2 separate regions of the Homo sapiens genome follow, and region 1 is linked to region 2. A link is a contact called in ENCODE Hi-C or POLR2A ChIA-PET data. All regions are on one chromosome and are shown on one strand. The core of a region is the stretch at or near the end of the contact, and the rest is flanking DNA. Distances in the headings are between cores, read along the strand shown. Region 1 holds the start of MZB1 (marginal zone B and B1 cell specific protein). Region 2 overlaps ECSCR (endothelial cell surface expressed chemotaxis and apoptosis regulator).

Region 1 (2,700 bases), core at 128-2,627, 70 kb after region 2:
CCCCACCCCCTACATCGGGAGTAGGTGAAATGGTCATCAGGAAGCTCTGAGAAGAGGGAGGGTTGGGCTCTTGTCCCACAGGAGCCTCTTGACCCCTCTGTGTGGCCAGAAGGTGGGTTAGGGCCAGCAGTAGAAGCGATACCCCTGGTGGAGTATCCAGAGGGATCTGAAGCTCTTGGCAGGTTCCACTCCCCAGTAACAGATGTGGCAACAATGGCCAGAGAGGGGCTGGCCCTACAGACCAGTCACAGCAAGGGACAGGGCCCAGAGCCTGCACTTCAGTTGCCCTGAGATTCCAGGAGCCTCTGAGGGAGATGAGGGGGGTCTGCATGAGGTGGGAGGTGGTGTGCGTGGGGGTCTGTATATAGTTCTGAACCGGAAATGGCTGGCCCTTGCCAGCCTGGTGTGTGATGTGATGAGTTTGGGAAGGACAGTTTCCATGAGAAGCAGTGGCAGGGATGGGGATGGATGCCTTCGTTGTTCCAGGCCTGTCAGGGGGCCCAGGTCCCTAGCAGTCCCTGCCCTCTGCCCTGGACTGGAAGCTGACTAGGAGAGCTACGAATCAGAACAACTGGCCATTTTCTAGCTGGAGATGCCAGCTCCGATGGCATGGAGGGCCCTGGGGCCACCCCAGGTGTCTTTACCTCATCCTGGTGTGTAATAAATCACTGACCATGGAGCCATCATGGCTGAAATAACTGGTGTGAGGTGCCTGATTTCCTGCCACAGCCTCTCAACACCCTCCACAGTGCCCTTCCACGCCTGGGTATGGCCTGGGTGGAGGGGACCTCAGGGCTAGGGAAGGAGACCATGTGTGTCTTGGAAACACTGTAGCATCCCTGTCTCCCTGAACTTGCCTCCCAGGAGGCTGGCAGCCACACCTCATTCCTTCTGGTGGTTGAGTGGCCAGGGAGCCTTGGGGTCAATCAGGCTTGGGTTTCTCAGCATGGCCCCTCTAGCTATGTGGCCTTGGATTTGTCACCTCTCTCTGAGCCTTTGTGTCGGAAGAGGCAGAATAAACATGACAGTCTCATTTCTCAGAAAGGTCAATGAAACAAAAAAAGATGACGGCAGCCAACCAACTCTTCCCACAAGGCACTCAGCACAGTGCCTGCCACTTGGCCAGATCACAGGATGTGGGCAGTATCGGCCCCTATGTGTTCCTGCCTAGGCCCAGCCCCTCTCCTTGCCTCAGTGCTCCCTATCTGTGAAATGGAGCTGAGATGGCTGGAGCCAGGGTCCAGCTAGAGGACAATGCCCACGTGGCATCTTCGGGGCCCTGGAGGAGGGAGTGGGAGGAGGATGGGAGGGGTGAGGTGTCAGTTCCCCATTGGTCTAGGCCAGGTGTTCTGTGGCGGTCCCCACACCACACAAGCACACACACATCTGCACCTCAACCACAGACTACACTTGCTGAACTGGCTCCTGGGGCCATGAGGCTGTCACTGCCACTGCTGCTGCTGCTGCTGGGAGCCTGGGCCATCCCAGGGGGCCTCGGGGACAGGGCGCCACTCACAGCCACAGCCCCACAACTGGATGATGAGGAGATGTACTCAGCCCACATGCCCGCTCACCTGCGCTGTGATGCCTGCAGAGCTGTGGCTTACCAGGTGAGTCCTTCACCACTGTCACCCTGCCCTGCTCACACCCCTTCTCAAGCCAGACCCCTCCACCCACCTCACATTCCACCACCGGCCTTTGATCCCCAATCCCTACCACTGGGCATCAAGCCACAGATGCAGCCTTTCATATATTCCATGCCTCAGTTTACCCATCTGCCTGCCTAACAGCAGACAATCTGGGAGACCTCCTCAGTATTTTGAGACCCCAGGGAATCACTCACTTGTCCTTAGACTTCTCCCTTTCCAGGCCCATCCTTGAGTCCGGACTCCCTCCCCAACCCTGACGGGGCGGCTTTGGCTATGTGTACATGGTGCAAGTGCACACGTGTGAGCGCCTGCACGTGAGTATGCGTGTGTCTGGCTTCACACACACACCTGCTGAGCATGCCTGCGTGCCAGTGTCTCTGTGAGGTGGGGGCCTGGGAGTACTTGTGTGATTGAATATTGGGCTCCAGTTTTTCTTACCTTGCTCTTGTGGTTTAAAATGGCACGTGCCGGCCGGGCGCGGTGGCTCACGCCTGTAATCCCAGCACTTTGGGAGGCTGAGCGGGGCCGATCGCCTGAACTCAGGAGTTCGAGACCAGCCTGGCCAACATGGTGAAACCCCGTCACTACTGAAAATACAAAATTTTAGCCGGGTGTGGTGGCACATACCTGTAGTCCCAGCTACCTGGGAGGCTGAGGGAGAAGAATCACTTGAACCTGGGAGGTGGAGGCTGCAGTGAGCTGAGATCGTACCACTGCACTCCAGCCTGGGCGACGAACGGCGTGAGACTCTCTCTAAATAAATAAATAAATAAAAATAAAATGACACTTGCCACTGGGCAGGTGTGCCCTGGACGAGGGACCCCAGTGCCCAGGCCTCACCTACCACTTCAGCATTTCTTTCCCATCCCCCATCCCCATCCCAGAGAGCTTTGGGGGCTGGGGGAGGGGCCATGCAACAGCCTCACAGGTGCTTCCTGCTCAAACGGCTCTCTTGCCACTTTATTTTCCCCAGAGACTCTGCTCCTATCCTCCCCACCTCCCCCTAACTGAGCAGCAGTCCTGAGGCCCTGCCTCCCAGTCCCTCCTTGTT
Region 2 (2,700 bases), core at 102-2,601:
ACGATTTTAACTTCTAAACTATGCTTTTGAGGAAAAAATGGGGAGGGGTGTGTGTGGAGATAGACTAGAAGGGGATAAAGCAGACAGAATTAGAGAGGGGAGACCTGGGAAATCAAAAATTCCTGTGGCTAGAGTTCTTTGGGAATCTGCAGGCCCAGTGGTCAGAGACACCCTCGGCTGTAGACACAGATGCTCCCTAAGTCCCTCCCTTACCCACAGAGAAATCTTTGTTGGTGACAAAAAGTTTGGGTAGTGGGAGGGGCAAGAGGCAAAGAAAGAGCAGGGTCTTGAAGCTTGTGACTTTGGAACTCCTCCCAAGCCACTGAATAATTTTCTTTCTAGATAAATGCAGGAAGGCAGTTCCCTGTGCCTTCCCTGTACCTTCCCACCAAAAACTAAGTTATAACCTTACAGCATTTAGATAGTACATTAGGCCAGGCTCGGTGGCTCACGCCTGTGATCCCAGCATTTAGGATGCTGAGGCGAATGGATCACCTGAGGTCAGGAGTTTGAGACCAGCCTGGCCAACATGGTGAAACCCCATCTCTACTAAACATACAAAAATTAGCCGGGCATGGTGGCAGGCGCCTGTAATCCCAGCTACTCAGGAGGCTGAGACAGGAGAATAGCTTGAGCCCGGGAGGCGGAGGTTGCAGTGAGCTGAGATCGCGCCACTGCACTCCAGCCTGGGTGACCAAGAGCGAAACTCTGTCTCAAAACGAAAAAAAAAAAACAAAAAATACATTACATATGCTGGATTAGTAACTGATACATGTTTTCAGGACATGCCTTGGGTTAAAAGGATTCTCCAAGGGTCCTCCCCAGCTAGAAAGGGTTTTCTCTAGCCTGGGCTTCCTATAAATTTTGACTCCCCTCTTGACCATCCCCCTCTCGCCAACAAGGGAATGGGGCTCTCAGAAATGGTGATCTAGAAAAACATGGCCCAGGGTTTGGTAATTTTACACTTGGAAGCAATTAATTCTACACTATCCAGATGATAGCCCCATGGAGGAAGGCAGTGGCTTAAGGAAAATAAGCAGAGCAGCAGGTTGCCACAGGCTGGGGTGGGCCCCTGGCACCCAGCCGCCTCTGTCCACCCAGGCCTGGGCTGAATGCTCCCCTGATGCTGAGAGACCAAGGGAGCAGCAGAGCCAGGCCAGGGGCTGTAGTCCCTGCTCAAGCAGAGGGACGGGAACCCAGCTGGGCGGCTCCACTTCCCCACGTTGTTTTCCTTTCACATTGTTCACAGGTTTCAAGAATGATTTCATTGTGGAAAATGAGCAAATACAACCTGACCTTTCAGGTTCCACATACACAGCGGGACACACACAAGGGCACACGAGCATGCACATACATTTGCATAGAGCCCCGCAGACACACGTGTACATACAAAAAAGCCAGTGAGGGCTTCTGATTGGGGACTCTTGGTGACTGACCCCTCTCTGGGTTTGGTCAATAACAACCATTTCCTATGTATCCTCTGCCTGTGAGAGTGAATGGGTTGCTCATGCTAGAGCTTCCCTGCCTCCTATATATACCTCAGAACTTACTTTCTGCACAGGCCCCTACCTCTAGGCAAGATACAAGCCCTAATCCCCATCCCCATCTCACTCACCTTCCCGTCTCTCAGCCCCTTCCCTGGGGGCAGGACCAGGGTGACAGTAGCTTAAGGTAAACATTAGCCTAGAGACCTGGAGTCCTGGGCCCTTCCTTGTCTAGGTGTGGCAGGTCATTGATCTTCTGTCCTTAGAAATGTCACTAGTTTAAAATAACCTTCTCCTGACTCTGCATCAGGTTGGTAAAATGCCCATGTCAGATTGAAGAGACAGGGAAGGACTTCGGGACTCTGAGCCATGAGGTGGTGGTGATGTTGCTATTGAGTCACAGTCTCAGAGGAAGCCAGCACCGTGAGCCACAGCCCACATCCTTTAGTCCTCTGCCTAGTGTGTCTGCCTTCCAGCATGGTAGGCTTAGAAAGCCAAAACGTTTTTTTCTGTTTTCTTTTCTTTTTTTTTTTTTTTGAGACAGAGTCTCACTTTGTCTCCCAGGCTGGAGTGCAATGGCATGATCTCAGCTCACTGCAACCTCTACCTCCCGGGTTCAAGCGATTCTCATGCCTCAGCCTCCCAAGCAGCTGGGATTACAGGCGTGTGCCATCAGGCCTGCTAATTTTTGTATTTTTAATAGAGGCAGGGTTTCACCATGTTGGCCGGGCTAGTCTTGAACTCCTGACCTCAAGTGATCTACCCACCTCAGCCTCCCTAAGTGCTGGGATTACAGGTGTGAACCACCGCACCTGGCCAGTGTTTTCTTTTCTTTTTTCTTTTTCTTTCTTTTTTTTTTTTTTTTTTTTTTTTTTTTTTTTTGTTGAGATAGGGTCTCCACCTGTTGCCCAGGCTGGAGTGTAGTGGTGCAATCATAGCTCACTGCAGCCAGCCTCAACCTTCTGGTCTCAAGCAATCCTGCCACCTCAGCCTCCTGAGTAGCTAGGACTCCAGGTGTGCACTACTGTGCCTGGAGAATTTAAAAAAAAAAAAAAAACAAAACAAAACAAAATTTTTTTTTAGAGACAGGGTCTTGCTATGTTGCCCAGGCTGGGCCAGAAGGCATTCTAAGGGTTCCTTTCTAGGCTCTGTGCTGGGCAGGGGACTTACCAAGCTATGTGTTTTGCTTTCTCTTGCAGGCCACAACTCCCAGCCC

What was found. Hi-C counts contacts between places; a loop is a spot of excess contacts on that map. ChIA-PET counts read pairs that join two places held with the same protein, here RNA polymerase II (POLR2A). Pooled maps may share reads with other maps.
Region 1: a pooled map shows a loop between it and region 2 (6-fold over the local background). The contact joins the promoter of MZB1 here to the enhancer-like site in region 2. A Hi-C loop is called at or near these places in 3 of 168 maps with a recorded cell type or tissue (GM12878, mammary epithelial cell and natural killer cell), 5 of 37 single-sample maps with no recorded cell type and 13 of 50 pooled maps. POLR2A ChIA-PET finds 5 or more read pairs at or near these places in 8 of 52 experiments (CD4-positive, alpha-beta T cell, CD4-positive, alpha-beta memory T cell, GM10248 and 5 more).

What each region holds. Positions count from the first base shown.
Region 1 is chr5:139,388,590-139,391,289 of GRCh38, reverse strand. MZB1 (marginal zone B and B1 cell specific protein) reads left to right here and starts at 1,377. Exons shown (of 4, transcript NM_016459.4): 1 at 1,377-1,610. The coding sequence starts at 1,434. PROB1 (proline rich basic protein 1) reads left to right here. Exons shown (of 1, transcript NM_001161546.2): 1 at 1-698. RefSeq lists a silencer at 191-240 and enhancers at 1,211-1,620, 1,597-2,144, 2,145-2,692, 2,693-2,700.
Region 2 is chr5:139,458,167-139,460,866 of GRCh38, reverse strand. It overlaps ECSCR (endothelial cell surface expressed chemotaxis and apoptosis regulator), which reads left to right. Exons shown (of 10, transcript NM_001077693.4): 2 at 2,684-2,700. Among named protein-coding and RNA genes, the nearest start is that of ECSCR, 3.2 kb to the left of the region's middle. Within about 2 kb of position 1,351, at least 15 of the 41 ENCODE cell types and tissues checked have a DNase peak (open chromatin) inside an H3K27ac peak, as active enhancers do; they include CD4-positive, alpha-beta T cell, GM12878 and natural killer cell, where a contact is called at or near this core.